2 separate regions of the Homo sapiens genome follow, and region 2 is linked to region 1. A link is an interaction called in ENCODE POLR2A ChIA-PET data of the cell type or tissue named here. Cell type or tissue: GM12878. All regions are shown on one strand. Each heading gives the region's core, and the rest is flanking DNA. Links, peaks and the distances in the headings are about the cores only.

Region 1 (7,284 bases), core at 3,171-7,170:
CCAGCCATGCGGAACTGGGAGTCAATTAAACCTTTGTTTATAAATTACCTAGTCTTGGGTAGTATCTTCATAGCAATGTAAAAACCAATTAATACACAGGGCAAATGTGATTTTCAATTTTCCTTTTTATTTTTTATTTTTGAGATGGAGTCTTGCTCTGTCACCCAGGCTGTAGTGCAGTGGTGTGATCTTGGCTCACTGCAACCTCCACCTCCCAGGTTCAAGCAATTCTCTTGCCTCAGCCTCCCGAGTAGCTGGGATTACAGGTGTACGTCACCATGCCCGGCTAATTTTTGTATTTTTAGTAGAGACAGGGTTTCACCATGTTGGGCAGGCTGGTCTCGAACTCCTGACCTCAAATGTCTTCCTGCCTCAGCCTCCCAAAGTGTTGGGATTACAGGCATGAGCCACTGCACTTGGCCAATTTTCAATTTTCTAATAGCCACATTAAAAAAAAGTAAACAGGCAAAATTAATAATATCTCAATATCTAAAATGTTATTTAAGTACATAATCAGTATAAAAAGTATTAACAAGACACCTTAGATTCTTTTTTTTGGGCCCTAAGTCTTCTAAATCCAGTGTATATTTTATACCTCTGGCATATCTCAGTTTGATTAGCCACATTTGAAGAGCCCAATAACCTCATGTGGCCAGTGGCTACTATATTGGATAGTGCAGGTCTATTGAATTAGTTATGATAAACTCCCTGTTATGAAAGCTGTAGTTTAATTTAAAATCTTCATCATAGGTGATATGCTTTGGGGTTCATGTATCCATGTGTTGCATTCCAATCTCGAAGTAATCAGCTATCCTAAGTGGCTACACTCTTAAGAGTAATTAACTAACATTTGTTGAAGAGGACACATTATAGAGGGGTGGAATACTACAAACGGTTCAGCCATCTTTCTCCTTATACACTGGTAGCCTTCCTCATTAGCGTAATAACTGTTAGAAGTGGGCTATCAGCCAGGTGTGATGGCCCACGCCTGTAATCCCAGCACTTTGGGAGTTTGAGGCCAGTGGATTGCTTGAGGTCAGGAACTTGAGACCAGCCTGGCGAAACCCTGTCTCTACCAAAAAAAAAAAAAAAAAAAAAACACCCCACAAAAATTAGCTGGGTGTGGTGGCGTGCACCAGTAGTTCCAGCTACACAGGAAGCTAAGTTGGGAGGATCACTTGAGCCCAGGAGGTCAGGGCTTCAGTGAGCCATGATTGCACCACTGTACTCCAGACTGCTAGGCTAAAGGGCAAGATCCTGTCTCAAAAAAAAAAAAAAAAAAAAAAAAAAAAAAAAAGAAAAGAAAAGGAAAAAAAGAAACGGGCTGTCATTGAGGAAGTTTGTGGTATTCGTCAATATATGTTATTGGCTATTGCTTTAGGGAAATTCTGTGCCTTTGTACTATTAGAATGTAATAATGTAGTTGGCCTTTAATTCTTTACCTTTAAGGATAATACTCGGGCCCGATCCCTAAATGAATAGTTCTGTGTTCAGCCACTTGTCTGGTGGATTCTTGATGGCTTAGTCTGACAGTATGGTTAGCCAAAGCAGAATATTGTTTTTTTTTGCCTATGGTGAGCCTTTCTTGCAGTCTTTTGGAGCCTTACAAAGTACAGGAAGTTAAGATTCCACTGAACTTATCAAGCAGGTTTTATGATTCTTTTTATGTCTTAATAAATGTTTGTATGTGTGGACAGAGTTTGGTCTGGTACTTGCTTTCATTATAACCTCATAGTGAAGTTACAGAAATAGCTAACTGACCTCCCACATTGGTGACCACTGGTAATTACTAAAAATAAATAAATGTATGTAACTGTCTGGGTTTAGCACATTTATTTATTTATTTTTGAGACAGAGTCTCGCTCTGTCACCCAGGCTGGAGTGCAGTGGCATGATCTTGGCTCACTGCAACCTCCACCTTCCGAGTTCAAGCGATTCTCCTGCCTCAGCCTCCCGAGTAGCTGGGATTACAGGCACACACCACCACATCCGGCTAATTTTTTTTTGTATTTTTAGTAGAGATGGAGTTTCACCATGTTGGCCAGGCTGGTCTCGAACTCCTGACCTCAGGTGATCCACCTGTCTCCACCTCCCAAAGTGCTGGCATTGTAGGCATGAGCGACCGTGCCTGGCCCAGGTTTAGCACATTTAAAGAGATACGAGGGATAAAGGTGTAGAAGTGGAATCTCCTTGGAATTCACTTAGCATGTTTCGTCATAAATCCTGAAATCAATTCTGCTCCCTGCTATCTTTGCCATCTCCTTTGCTGTGCCCTTGCCTAAGGTGACTGTGGAGAAACTGTGTTTCCCTCAGTGAGTGATGAATATTCTTTGGCACCTATTCATAGTACAGGTACATGTTCAGACTAAGTTGGTCGCTTCACCCTTCACTTGAGGGCTGCACTTAATCAGACCTTTCTCCTTCCCGGATTCCTGCTGTCCTTGTAACCATTCATTAAATACTGACCTGGTTTGTTTATACCTACTGTCCCAAGTGCAAGTAGACTTGGTCTTTGGTGTAATACATATTTGTTAAATAAATTGATTCTCGTTTGAATCTGTTATTAACTCATTTCTTATTCCACATTTTATCAGTGACTTACATCATGTGCAAATTATCCGGGTGAAATTTAATCATTACTGAAAACGTTATTTTTTTTAACTTGAGTTTTAACAAGCTAACTTGTTGTCTTATGTATGTTCATGAGAATAAGGAAGATTTAACTTATGGTAGCTTGCTTGGATCAAGACCATTAAGTTTCAGTTGGCCTTAAGTTAGTGTGAGCCAGTACAGTACTGTGTTGTTCCTGTCACACTGATGTGAGCTGGCTGGGCTCAGTGGCTTACGCCTACAGTCCCTGCGCTCTGGGAGGCCGAGACACGGGATTCCTTGAGACCGAGAGTTCCATATCAACCTGGGTAACAGAGCAAAACCCCGTCTCTTAAGAAAAAAAAAAGTGATCTTAGGTGTTATTAATAACATAGTGTTTAGAGCTTGCATTGTTATACTCTGATTACATTATATCATGATATTTCTGACATGAATACCTGGATGTGAACTCTCTGACTTTGCCACTAGTGAACTTTGTAAGTGATTTAAGGCAAGTGATTTGGCCTCATCAAGCCTTAGTTTTCTTATTTGTAAAACGGAGATATTATCAGAACTGACTTCGTGGGATTATTATGCTAAATATTGTCATCATAGCCATTACCTGATAGATGAGATAATGCACAGAAGAGATTCATCACAGTGCCTGCTGTATACAAAACGTGTCCTAAGTGTCGGCTGCTTAATGTCCTTAACTGAATTTTGCACATTTGGAAAGCAAGACTCAAAGCCCATGGATAGTGAGTAGCTGGGTGTAAACTCATGCCTGTCCTTTTCCAGAGCTGGTGGACTTACCCATTGTGCTGTATCCTTTCTCAGAAGAGTTGGGCAAGTGACCCAGTGTCCAGAGTTCTGCCGTCATTCCAACAAGTACCCAGTGCAGGGCCAGCTCAGTCCTCTTGGTCTCTGAATGGAGTGTGGTGCTAGCTATGGAGTTAGAGCCTGGGAGAGAGCATCTAAACCTAGGGAAGGGAAAGGAAGAAGGAGGGATAGAGAGAGAATGGGTTAAGAGAAAAATAACAACAGCAAAAAAGATCCTTAGGAAATCTTTTACTTCAGATGACATTATTAGTACAGTTATAGAGCAGCTACTGCCAAAGTTCTTCATTATCTCTTCTGGTACCTGAATTCTCATCTATCTTCAAGGATCCAGGATCCTAATTTATAGTTGTTTTTTCCTGAGTGTCTTCAGGGTGCCTTATGAGTGACTCTCCACATATAGGATCAAGTCCCAGTTCCTTGAATGGCATATGAGTCCTTCCATCATCTGGACTTTTTTTTATCCTAGCTTTATTTGCTACAACTCTCCTAAGCATACCATGCGCTTCAGTCATATTGAGAATTCCTTGTAGTTGCTTAGTGCTACCCTCTTCTTCCAGTGTCACGGCCTTTACACATGCTGTTCATGTGCTCCCTTCTCTGTGTGTAGCATCCTGCACAAAGCCTTATTAGAGCATTTAACACAATTTGTTGTGTTTGTGCCATATTTTACTTTGAAGTTGCCAAATGCACTTGATATTTACCTGTAATTGTTGATGCAGAGGGGCAGTTTTAAGGTTGGGTTTAATTGATTTGTATGCATATTCTTTTATAGGCATAGCCTACCTGGAAGAATATATAGGAGACCAGTAACAGTGGTTGCCTTTTGGGCAGGGACTTGGGTGTCTCTTCAGTGTATCCCCTTTTGTACTTTAAAAATTCTGAATTATATGCATCTATGATTTATTTAGAAGAAAATTTTATGTATGGAAGATTAATTGATATGATTAGTTTTATTGGGTTTTATGCGCTAATTGGTAATACATTAATAGCCCTTAACAGAGAAGATGTGTCAGGTGCAGGTATTTGTTTTGTTATAGCTTTTCCCCAGTTAGACAGATAGGGGCACACTCCTAAATTCATAACAGTCTGGCATGTAGCCCAAAGGGGTGAAGAACAGTAGCCATAGCTAATGCTGAATGAGTATATATTACATGCTAGACATTATTCTAAACACTTTAAGAGTGTTAATTCAAATCATTCTCACAACCTCTTGTGGCAGGTGCTGTTTTTACCCTTATTTTACATACCAGGAAATGAGAGGCAAGAAGGGTGACTTGTTCATAGCAGGACACACAGGAGGAGAACATAGAATGTTGGGAGTTCAGCCTGGGTGGCTTGGCTGCAGACTGACTCGTAATGACCATTCTGCTGCCTGAACAGAAATTAGAATGGGGATTCTTGCTTAATTCTTCCATTGTTATCATGATTTGTTGTATTCGCTGTAACAATTGCTTAATATGTAATTTCTAGGAGTGGTGTTTGTGGTGATTATCAGATGTGGTCTGTTTCACAGTTAATATTAACATCATATTTTAAAACCCATTTAAGAAAGTGTAAACATTGTGTTCTCAGGATATGCTTACTGTTTAAGAGGGGTTTACCATGACCATTTAAATACAGAAAAGTAGATGATTATGCATTCTCAGACCTGAGATGTGAGCAAGGCTCTGAGTGGCTTCGAGTTTTATCACATTAGAAGTTTACCTATTTTTAAGGCAGGGGCTTGGCTCGGGTTGGAGGAGTTAAGACATATATGATGTAAAGGTTAAACCAAGACCTAGCAAGCTTTTTTCACTTCTGAGATTCTGGACTTTTTCCTGTATGTTAAAATACTGCTCTAGGCCGGGTGTGGTGGCTCAGGCTTGTAATCCCAGCACTTTGGGAGGCCGAGGCAGGCGGATCACCTGAAGTCAGGAGTTCGAGGCCGGCCTGACCAACATGGGGAAACCCCATCTCTACTAAAAATACAAAGAAATTAGCCGGGCTTGGTGGTGCGCACCTGTAATCCCAGCTATTAGGAGGCTGAGGCAGGAGAATATGTTGAACCTGGGAGACGGAGGTTACTGTGAGCTGAGATCGTACCACTGCACTCCAGCCTGGGCGACAGAGTGAGACTCCATCTCAAAAAACAAACAAACAAACAAACTGCTCTAGGTTATATAAGAGTACTTTTTAAAAGGTCATTTATAACTCTAACTCTTCTTTTAGAAATATAACTGACACTTTTTTTCTGTAGTTCCGTTGAACTTAAAAATAATTCACAAATACAGAAATTACCGTGTGCTAATGTGTATTACATCCAAATTACTTGGAATGGTGTGTTTTGAAAAACGATTAGCTTGTACAATTTTAGAGTAGGAAGAAAACCTTACTAAATAGCTTTCCATTTGAGTGCTACCAGTTTATGTGGAAATCAAGGCCTACAGAGATTGATTTACTTAAAGTTAAATAGGTCATTAGTGGCAAAGCTGGACTTGGGTTTAGGTCTCTAGATAAACACAGGATACACAACTTCTCTACTGTTTGGTCTCAGCTGCTTCAAAATTTGGTGGTTATTCAAACTTAACATTGGATTCAAATGGTGTAATCTGCTTAGTCTGGGCATTTTTGGATATATGCACAATTAGGTACCTATTCTGAGTTACTGAAAATATGCCCTGTCCCAACAGAGATAGCAGATAAATTATACTTACTTAGTATCAGACTTCCCTTTGAAAACAACTCATGACACTTAGAATTTCCCAGAATTTAGAAAATAAATTGTCAAGTAATTTTGGCCAAAGTGTTTTTTTTGTTTATTTATTTATTTATTTTTTGAGACGGAATCTTGCTCTGTCACCCAGGCTGGAGTGCAGTGGCACGATTTTAGCTCACTGCAACCTCCGCCTCCCAGGTTCAAGTGATTCCTGCCTCAGCCTCCCAAGTAGCTGGGATTACTTGGGATTACCAGCACTTGGGATTACGGGCATGCACCATCACGCCGGCTAATTTTTGTATTTAAATTATTTATTTATTTATTTAGAGATGGAGACTCGCTTTGTCACCAGACAGGAGTGCAGTGGCGTGATCTCAGCTCACTGCAGTCTCCGCCTCCCGGGTTCAAGCCATTCTCCTGCCTCAGCCTCCCGAGTAGCTGAGATTAGAGGCGCGTACCACTAGACCCAGCTCCTTTTTTTTTTTTTTTTTTTTTTTTTTGTATTTTTAGTAGAGACAGGGTTTCACCATATTGGTCAGGATGGTCTCGATCTCCTGACCTCGTGATCCACCCACCTTGGCCTCCCAAAGTGCTGGATTACAGGCGTGAGCCACCGTGCCCAGCCTTTTTGTATTTTTAGTAGAGATGGGGTTTTACCGTGTTGGTCAGGCTGGTCTCGAGCTCCTGACCTCGTGATCCACCTGCCTTGGCCTCCCAAAGTGCTGGGATTACAGGCGTGAGCCACTGCACCCGGGCTTGACCAAAGTCTTTTAGTGTCTGAAATATCATTTGAAGATTTTCTTTTGGCTACAGAATATGTAGATACCCCCATTGTGAATACATTAACCTACTATGCTTTAACAAAGTAATTATAGAACCCGATCATATCAGATGAATTTTGTAGTTCCCTGGTTGTAAACGGTTATACTATTTAATAACCTATTTTAATATTACCCTAAGTATTTATAGTACATTTAATATTACTGTAAGTAATATAGTATTTAATGTTACTCTAGGAAGTAATGTTTATTAGGGTTATATTCAGTGTTGATGTTGGAAAAACTTGGTGTTTTTTGGTCTTAAACCATCGGTTTAAAAGTAACAATTTCTAATGAATGTGTTTTTTCTCTCTTCAGACTTTTGATAAAATTCTTGTTGCT
Region 2 (8,789 bases), core at 2,705-6,704, 760 kb before region 1:
GCGGGCTGGCGAAGGCAGCAAGATGGGACAGAGGGAGCAGCTGCAGTTCCAGCAAAAGCCTCGCTGGTCTTATGGAGCACAGTGAAGCTGGGAGAGCCCTTCTGAGTTGTCCCAAAATGGGGACCAGTCCTGTTGGGTAAGTCCCATGCGTACGACCTCTTTGAACCTTAATTACCTCCTTAAAGTTCCTACCTTTAAATACAGTCACATCGTAGGGTTAGGGCTTCAGCGTGTGAATTTGGGGCAGGGGCAAGGGGTGGGAGACAGTGTGTTCCATAACACTGCAGAGTGGAAAGGGCCCAGCATAGTCTCGGCGCTGAGTGACTGTTCTGCTTGCAGACGGTAGTTATCAGGCACACACAGTCTCTGTGGATGCCAGGTTGGATGCTCCATAGTGGCAGGAGATAGGTCGGCCTAGGTGAGGGGGACCCACACATTCCTCTGTGCTACCACCATGGCCATCCATTCGTGTGCCAGCGCTGGGTTATCTGGTGATGGAGCCACAGTCATTCTGTCCACCTTCCATTTGGTGCCTTTTCTGTGGTGGATGCCCGTGGTGGGCACGACCTGCAAGACACTTGATGCTGTTCCTTTAGCTGGATCCTCCTTGTTCCCTCCCTTCCAGTCCCCTGACCGACCAACCAGGTGATCTGCCATGCCCAGCAGATCCACACGTGTAATTGCCTCAGGCCACTTCTCTTCACACAGAGTTGATGACCAAATGTGCTGCCCAGGCTCTGCCCATAGGGGGTTCCCCTGATCGCTGTCTTTCAAGATTGAGCCATCATGCAGCCGTTTCTTTCAGCTGCCACTCATGTCCTGAGCCAGCCTGTCCATTTGGCTGTTTTCCCCTCTGTCACTTGGTCATGAGGGGCCCACCAGCTGTGGTAGTCGGTGTTAGCTGGGAAGAGGCTGTGGTGCAGCAGAGGTGGCTGCCAGGGTGGTCTGGCATGCCTGCTTCTGCAGCTCACCCATGCCCTGCAGCCCCACCTATGCTGAGCCCAGATGCCCGTGTCCATCTGATGATGGGTTTCTGTCGGCCCACCTGGCTTGGTAACTTGGTGGGTCTCCACTGCTGACCACATGCTCACTTTGTGGCCTACAGACAGGCACTTCATGGTGCAGCAGCAGTTTATGCAAGTGGGATTCTTGGCTGTTTGCGCACGCCCTCGCTCCAGGATTCTACGGACCCCCATTGTGGTTCTCCTTTCCTGCCTTGCTGTAAACTCCGCACGGTGTCTTTCCCCCCAGATACTTGGAACATCACGGGATCTGCCAGGTTGTACCCAGGCCTCAGGGAATGAGACAGACCCAAACCCCTGCCCTGCTGGAGCGTGCATTCCCACCAGGCGCCTGTGAAGTGGCACAGGCCTTTATGGCTGTCTACACTGCTGTCAGACTCCTCCACTTTCATAGGATGGTCTCACTAACAGATCTGAAGTCCAGAGCAGGACACCAGCCCCTGGGCTCTTGCTGGGCTTTTACGTTGAGTGGTCTGCTGGGCAGCACAGACCAGACTCTTGATTTTTTCCTAAGCTTCCTAAGTTCTCTTCTAGGGTCCGCACATGGGTACACCCAAACCTGAGCACTTAGCCTCCTGCTGAACTTCTTCACTCAGCTGTGTCTCAGTTTTCTTCACATAAGTATGATAAATCACCACGTAGAGAACTCTTTTGTTAAACCACCACTGGAAATTATCTGCCGTATTTGTGTGCATGCACGAGTACCGTACAGGGTGCAGTTGTATTGGAATGTAATACCAGGAGAAAAGTTTATTTTCATTTACTTTTCAACAAATAAGTACTTAGTGCTTATTATATGGTAGGCCTAGAGCTGGACATTGAGGACACAGGTGTAAAAAAGATAGCCCCCAGTCCTTTTTCTTATGGAGCTTAGGTCCTGTCTCTCTTGCAGAATTAGCATGTTTCACTCTTTATCAGTAAGAAGACCACCACCATTTATTTTGCCAGTCCTATAGTAAGTACTCAGTATATGTTATCTCATTTATGCCCGGTGTACGCCTAGAGAGATGCAGGTATTCCCTCATGACCCCGGAGGCTCAGGGGAGTGCTTGCTTGTCCAGGGGCATGCAGCTGTTGATGGGGATCTGGGAGTGAGACCCAGCTGTGTCTGACTCTGAGGTCTCTGTTTCTGATCCCTAACTCATATACCTCCCAATATGAGAGCTCCTTGGTGATTTGTTTTCCCCCTTTTCACTTTGGCTGGCAGGAAACTCAGTGCCAGGCTTCAGGTTTAATTAGGGTTAAGTTAGAACTTTTGCTTCCATCTTCTTCTTTATGTTTCAAATACATGTTTTTGTTGTTTGCTCCTGTATCTTTTATTGTAGGCAATCTCATGCTGTGTATTTCATTTAAAATACAACTGTTATTTATTTAAAAACTTGATTTTTAGATGCTTTTCATAGAATCTGAGTTTATTTAGTCAGAAAGTCATTTTTTTTCAGTTACTAACTGCTGTATGTTACACATGATCTGTCTGCAGTTTTTCATTTCAGGTATTCCAAAATAACACTCAAGTCTTGATTCAGTGTTGTATTTCTTTAGATTTCTCTTGCCTGCTTATGCCAGAGTTCATCCTGCCATCTGGCAGGTGCTCGCTGCCACCCCCTGCCACGTGCTCCTCGTGTGGCTCTGGGGGCACAGTTAGACAGTTAGACTGCTTGGGAAGCTCTCTGACCAATACTGGTGGCTTCGCTGTGGGCACAAAATAAATGAAGAACATGTCCTTTCCCTCCGTGAGTTTGTGGCCAACTTCAGGGAGCTCAGGCAGTTGTAGTTGAAATAGATGAGCATCCAAGAAACAAGGAAATATTTACTGAAGCACCCATGCAGTGAAAATCTGAGGAGAGAGCCACTGGTGTGGACTGATGCTGCCAAAAAAGATTTCAGGAAGTAGAAGGACGGGTGGAATTTGGATGGGTGGAGAGGGTAAGGCACATCATTCCAGAGGAGAGGACCAGCAAGAGTGAGGCATGGAGGTGCTAATGAGACCTTAAAAAGGAGAGACCTCCAGGAGCCCTGTGATTGACATGTGGGCAGATATGTAGTGAGAAATGGGAAATGATATAGTAACTGATAATGGAGGGAGGTAGTTTAAGCCTGACAATAGATTTCGGCTTGGACATTGGCTGTGAAAAATTGTTTATTCAGTAACAAAGATAGGACAGTTATCTCAGAAAAATGTCATTTTATTGCACAGTGTAAGATGGACGGGGGAAAGGAGAAACCACAGAGGAGGAGACAAATAGAAGGAGGTTTCTAAAGCCCGGCTCTCAGAGGAGTGCCTTGGCTGGGCTGATGCTGTACTCTGGATCGAGCTCTCCTTCCTCTGTTCACTCCCTAAATAGGTTGTTTCCCAAGACTCAGTTCTCTGCCTACTGAGCTTTTCACGTTAGACACCCAAGGGGACCCACCCAGCCCCTGTCCTCACCACTTTATTGAGCTCATGGCTCCCATGAGTCCCTCAAGATCTAGAGACTGGACCTCCCTCTCTCCTGGGGCTCCAGACCGAAATATCCTACTGCCTATAGTACATCTCCACTTCACTGTCCCATCAGCTCTTGACAGGTACTGTTTCTTTTTTTCTTTCTTTTTTTTTTTTTTTTTTTGAGACAGAGTCTTGCTCTGTTGCCCAGGCTGGAGTGCAGTGGCGTGATCTTGGCTCACTGCAACCTCTGTCTCCTGGCTTCAAGCAATTCTCCTGCCTCAGCCTCCCGAGTAGCTGGGATTACAGGCGCTCACCACCACATCCGGCTAATTTTTGTATTTTTAGTAAAGACGGGGTTTCACCATGTTGGCCAGGCTGGTCTTGAACCCCTGACCTCATGATCCACTTGCCTTGGCCTCCCAAAGTGCTGGGATTACAGGCGTGAGCCACCGCACACAGCCGACATGTACTGTTTCTTTGCTAAATTTGTTTCCCTTTCTCACTCCCTACCTGATGAAAAGCACCCATTGTTTACCCGAAAGTCCAAACCTAGGGTTTCACCCCAGACATTTCCCACTTATACATCCATGTCCTTCCTGCCTTCCCCACCAGTTCAGCCCCAAAGAGTCTCCCTCCTTGATGTAAGTCCGTCATTCATCTCCAGTGCTGTAGTTCAGGCCACCGGCGCCATTTGCCTGGATTTCTTCCCTCCCATCTCCATCACCGACTGCCTCCCTCCTGAGCCTGCCCCACAGCCTCCACCAGTGATCTCTGTGAAAACAGAAATCTGCTTGTTTCACTCCAGCTATCATCCTTCAGGGCCTCTCCATAGCTTTCAGGGTGGTTCCAACACAAGGCTCCTGCCTGCTATGTGGCCGCATCTCCTTTCTGCTGCCGTGTGCAAGCCCTTAGGCCAGCCATGCCTCACCGGGTTACTCACAGTTAACTGCTGCTCATATTGTTTCACGCAGTCTCACCTTTACATCTTCCCTTTCCTCTCTGCCCAGAATGAACTTCCCTGTACCAACCCCTTCACCCCACCCCTCCCACATACACATCATTTTCACTTGTCTAGCTGCTATTTACTCGGCATTCCTGACAAATATCGCCTCCTCAGGGAGGCCTTCCCCAGCTTCCTGGGGGGCTCCCAGGGCTCTCTCTGCCCCTGTAGACACTGCCTGTCTCTCGTGGCACCGCAAACCCGATGTTCACTGGTGATTTACTGCCCTTTCTCCACCAGTGTGTCTCCGGATGGAGCAGACTTGTTTTCTGTATATCTCCAGTGTGTGAATAATGCCTGGCAGATGTTAGGAACTGTGGGAATTAATGAGCAAATATGAGCATAATAAATAGATACAGAAAGACTTTAAGCAAGCTGAACACAGATGAATAATCAGGGCTGGAAACATCTACAGAGGTTGAGTGCAGTGGTTCACGCCTGTAATCCCAGCACTTTGGGAAGCCCAGGCGGGCAGATTGCTTGAGCCCAGGAGTTTGAGACCAGCTTGGGCCACATGGTGAGACCCCCATCTCTATTTAAAGAAAAAAAAAGATCTACGGATACTCTTGAGAGAACAGTAGAAAGCAAGACCCATGTCTAGAGAGTGCAAAGAGGGAAAAAAAAGAACCCCCAGGGACCAAGGAGAAAACCAGTTCAGTGGCCAGGGAGCCTGCGGAGTAGAATGTTTCAGGAAGAGTAGGTGTTTCAGGAACAGATTCAGACGTTACTATCCCCGGGCGCCCCCCCCCCCCCCCAGGAAAAAAAAGGCAAGTGAAGATGATACTGGAAGACCACCACTGGATTCAGCAGAATGAGTTCACTTTTGAAAGGGGCTTCGGTGGAGAGATGGGGATGAGAAGCGCTGCATGAGCTGGAAGTGGGGGAAGGTCAATATCACTCTGTTCTGACTGGCTGCCCTCATTCTGGGACATCACTGTGGTCACGCTGGTCCCCGTTCAAGTTACTTTCACTCTGTGAGAAAGTCAATATGATCTTATGCTCCTGAAGCATTTTTAGTCCACTGTGTGGCATATTCCCATTCCACAGCTCTGATGAACAGTGACCAGGGTGATGGCTCTATAGATCTCACTTCAACTGAGACATGAGACCTAGGTGCTGACAGGGGCAGGGTACAGTGGTCCCATGCTCATCATTAAGCACAGGCATGTGATAACGTCATCTAGTGTGCTTTGACCTCCTACAGATCTTTCTGGACATTTCCCGCCAGCACTGACTATCCAGAGGCCTTTGGAGGCTTGTCTCATGGGCCTGTGGCAGTGAAGATGGAGTGGGCTGCAGAGTATTAGCTGCAGCCTGTGGTGCCCACTTCTTATCTCCCTCCACATCCACAGCTGTCCCATTCTTTTGTAAACTCGGGACACTATGCTGGACACACATAAGCTGCTCTCAGTAGTTCCTTGCCCGCTGACTCACTCTTGTCTCCCAGCAGAGCTGCCTTCTCCAAAGCAGGTGGCATCTCAGAGTCATTTTGCTACTTGCAGCTGTGATCATCTTTACACTGCCAGGGCCATTACATAACTTTTCATGGGTTTGTGTTTTGTTCATCCCCAGTAGAATATGAGCTCTTGGAGGACAGGAGCTGTTGTACTTCTTTGTCTTTTGGCTCTAATGCAGTGTACTGCCCTGAGGGATTAAATAAGACGCCGCCTGCGCCTTCAAGAAGTTTGCAGCCAGCGAGGGGAAGACATGAGGCTGTACTAGGCACTAGGTTTCTACAGGAGTCTGTGCAAAGAGAAGAAAAAAGAACCCTGAGCCTAAACAGTGGGTGTGGCCAGTTCTCCCTAAGGGATACAGCGAGGGTAATCTTGAGGCCAGCATTGGGGCAGGTGTTTCAGTCACGGGGGGCCTTATGAAAAAACGCACAGGGGCTCAAAACAGCTGTGGGGACAGCAAGGAATTGCATTCGCCTGAGATTGAGGTTCCTATAAGAAAGAGGCAATGAAAGACATGGTTGGGAAGAGAGCAGAGGCCAGGACGGGTCTTCTACCAAACTAAGAATTGCTGTTGTGTTCATCCTGCCAGAAGTGGTGGATCAGTGAGGCCTTTTAAACAGGAGAGTAAGTTAGATTTATTTTTAAGAAAGCTCACTTTAGTCATAATATGAACGTTGTCTGAAGGGATGACGGTAGGCTGGCCACAGTGGCTCATGCCTGTAATCCCAGCGCTTTGGGAGGCCAAGGCAGGAGGATAGCATGAGCCTAGGAGTTTGAGACCAGCCTGGGCAACATAGTGAGACCTCTTCTCTACAAAAAAATTTTTTAAATCAGCTGGGCGTGGTGGCCTGTGCCTGTAGTCCCAGCTACTCAGGAGGCTGAGATGGAACGATCACTTGATCCCTGGAGGTCAAGGTGCAATCACGGCTCAAAAAGAAAAAGAAAAGAAAAGGTGACACTAGAGGAAGAAGACCAGGTGGGAGACAGTGAAAATTCTGTGTGCTCAGGATATTGTTGGTGATGAGCTAGAGCATGCTTAGCTCATCACAGTGAAGGACGAGGGCAGGCTTTGCAGAGCCTCCTTGTCTTCAGACCTCCAGATCAATTACTGGAGTCTCCTGTAGTAATGATCATCCGAATGGTGCCTGTGCAACCTGAGTCTCCACAGCTTCACGGTGCATGTCTCCCTCCCTTTGCTCGCTGTAGCAAAGAAGCTCTGTGTGCTGTGATGAGAAAGATGTATCTGTTCTCTACCACTGGCCCCTGACACACAGCACCTAAAGCCCTTGGAATCTCCACAGTGAGCATAGGGTCCAGCCCTACAGGGCTTAGCAGGTGTTCTCCCCATGTGCGGAGATGAGATTGTAATAAATAAAGACACAAGACAAAGAGATAAAGAGAAAACAGCTGGGCCCGAGGGACCACTGCCATCAAGATGCGGAGACCAGTAGTGGCCCTGAACGGCTGGGTGCGCTGATATTTATTGCATACAAGACCGGGGGTCAGGGTAAGGAGGGTGAATCTTCTAAGTGATTGACAAGGTGAAGCAAGTCACGTAATCACAGGACAGGGGGGCCCTTCCCTCTTAGGTAGCCGAAGCTGAGAGAGAGAAGGCACCATACGTCAGCGTTTTCTTCTATGCACTTATAAGAAAGATCAAAGACTTTAAGACTTTTACTATTTCTTCTACTGCTATCTACTACGAACTTCAAAGAGGAACCAGGAGTACGGGAGGAACATGAAAGTGGACAAGGAGCGTGACCGTTGAAGCACAGCATCACAGGGAGGGGTTTAGGACTTCGGATGACTGCGGGCAGACTGGGATAATATCCAGCCTCCCACAAGAAGGTGGTGGAGCAGAGTGTTCCCTGACTCCTCCAATGAAAGGAGACTCCCTTTCGCGGTCTGCTAAGTAATGGGTGTCTTCGCAGACACTGGCATTACCGCTTGACCAAGGAGCCCTCATGCCGGCGTGACAGAGGGCTCACCTCTTGCCTTCTAGGTCACTTCTCACAATGTCCCTTCAGCACCTGACCCTATGCCCGCCGGTTATTCCTAGGTTATATTAGTAATGCAACAAAGAGTAATATTAAAAGCTAATGATTCATGATGTTTATAATGATTGATAATGTCCATGATCATCTCTATATCTAATTTGTATTATGACTACTCTTACTCTATTTTCTTTTTTATACTGAAACAGTTGTGCCTTCAGTTTCTTACCTCGGCACCTAGGTAATCCTTCGCCCACAGTGAGAAGTGTCTTTTCACATGGATGACTGATGTCCAGGCTCTCCTGGATAGCCTCAGATGGGGGCTGGTTACCAGGGGAACTAATAAGTGATTAGAGGGTTGAGACTTTCAGCCCCACCCCCAACCTCTGTGATTAGGGAGAGGGGTTGAGTTGATCACCAATGGCCAGTGATATAATCAATTATATCTACATAATGAAGCTTCCATAAAACCCCCAAAGGACAGGGTTTAGAGAACTTCCAGATTGCTGAATGTGTGCTGGAGCAGGGTGCAGGGGGTGCCAGAGAGGGGCAGGGGCCATGCCCCATGCCTTGCCCTGTGCATCTCTTCCATCTGACTGTTCATCTGTATCCCTTGCAATATCCTTTCTAATAAATGGGTAGATGTCAGTGTTTCCCTGAGTTCTGTGAGCCATCCTAGCAAATTAACTGAACCCAAGGAGTGGACCACGGGAACCCTCATTTATAGCACGTTGGTTAGAACCGCAGGTTAGGTCTGGCGATTGCCATCTGAAGTAGGGGAGCAGTCTTGTGGGAGTGGGCCCTTAACCTGTGGGCTCTGATGTTATCTCCTGGGAGACAGTGTGGGGATTGAGTTAAATTATAGGACACCCTGCTGGTGTCCACTGGAGCACT

Evidence for each region. ChIA-PET counts read pairs that join two places held together with the same protein. Peaks named below come from ENCODE experiments on the same cell type or tissue, not always from the same donor. Only the 100,000 strongest peaks of a DNase experiment are listed, where the experiment ranks them.
Region 2: POLR2A ChIA-PET joins it to region 1 with 7 read pairs; 1 of 35 experiments calls an interaction of 5 or more read pairs at or near these places.

What each region holds. Positions count from the first base shown.
Region 1 is chr13:100,104,581-100,111,864 of GRCh38, forward strand. PCCA (propionyl-CoA carboxylase subunit alpha) reads left to right here. Exons shown (of 24, transcript NM_000282.4): 3 at 7,261-7,284. Among named protein-coding and RNA genes, the nearest start is that of PCCA, 19 kb to the left of the region's middle. In GM12878, for the core only: no CTCF peak of the experiment used is centred there; a DNase peak (open chromatin) is centred at 4,708.
Region 2 is chr13:99,342,133-99,350,921 of GRCh38, forward strand. All of the region lies in intron 7 of UBAC2 (UBA domain containing 2), which reads left to right. Among named protein-coding and RNA genes, the nearest start is that of FKSG29, 4.9 kb to the right of the region's middle. RefSeq lists enhancers at 442-942, 943-1,443. In GM12878, for the core only: no CTCF peak of the experiment used is centred there; no DNase peak of the experiment used is centred there; H3K27ac peaks cover 1,063 bases.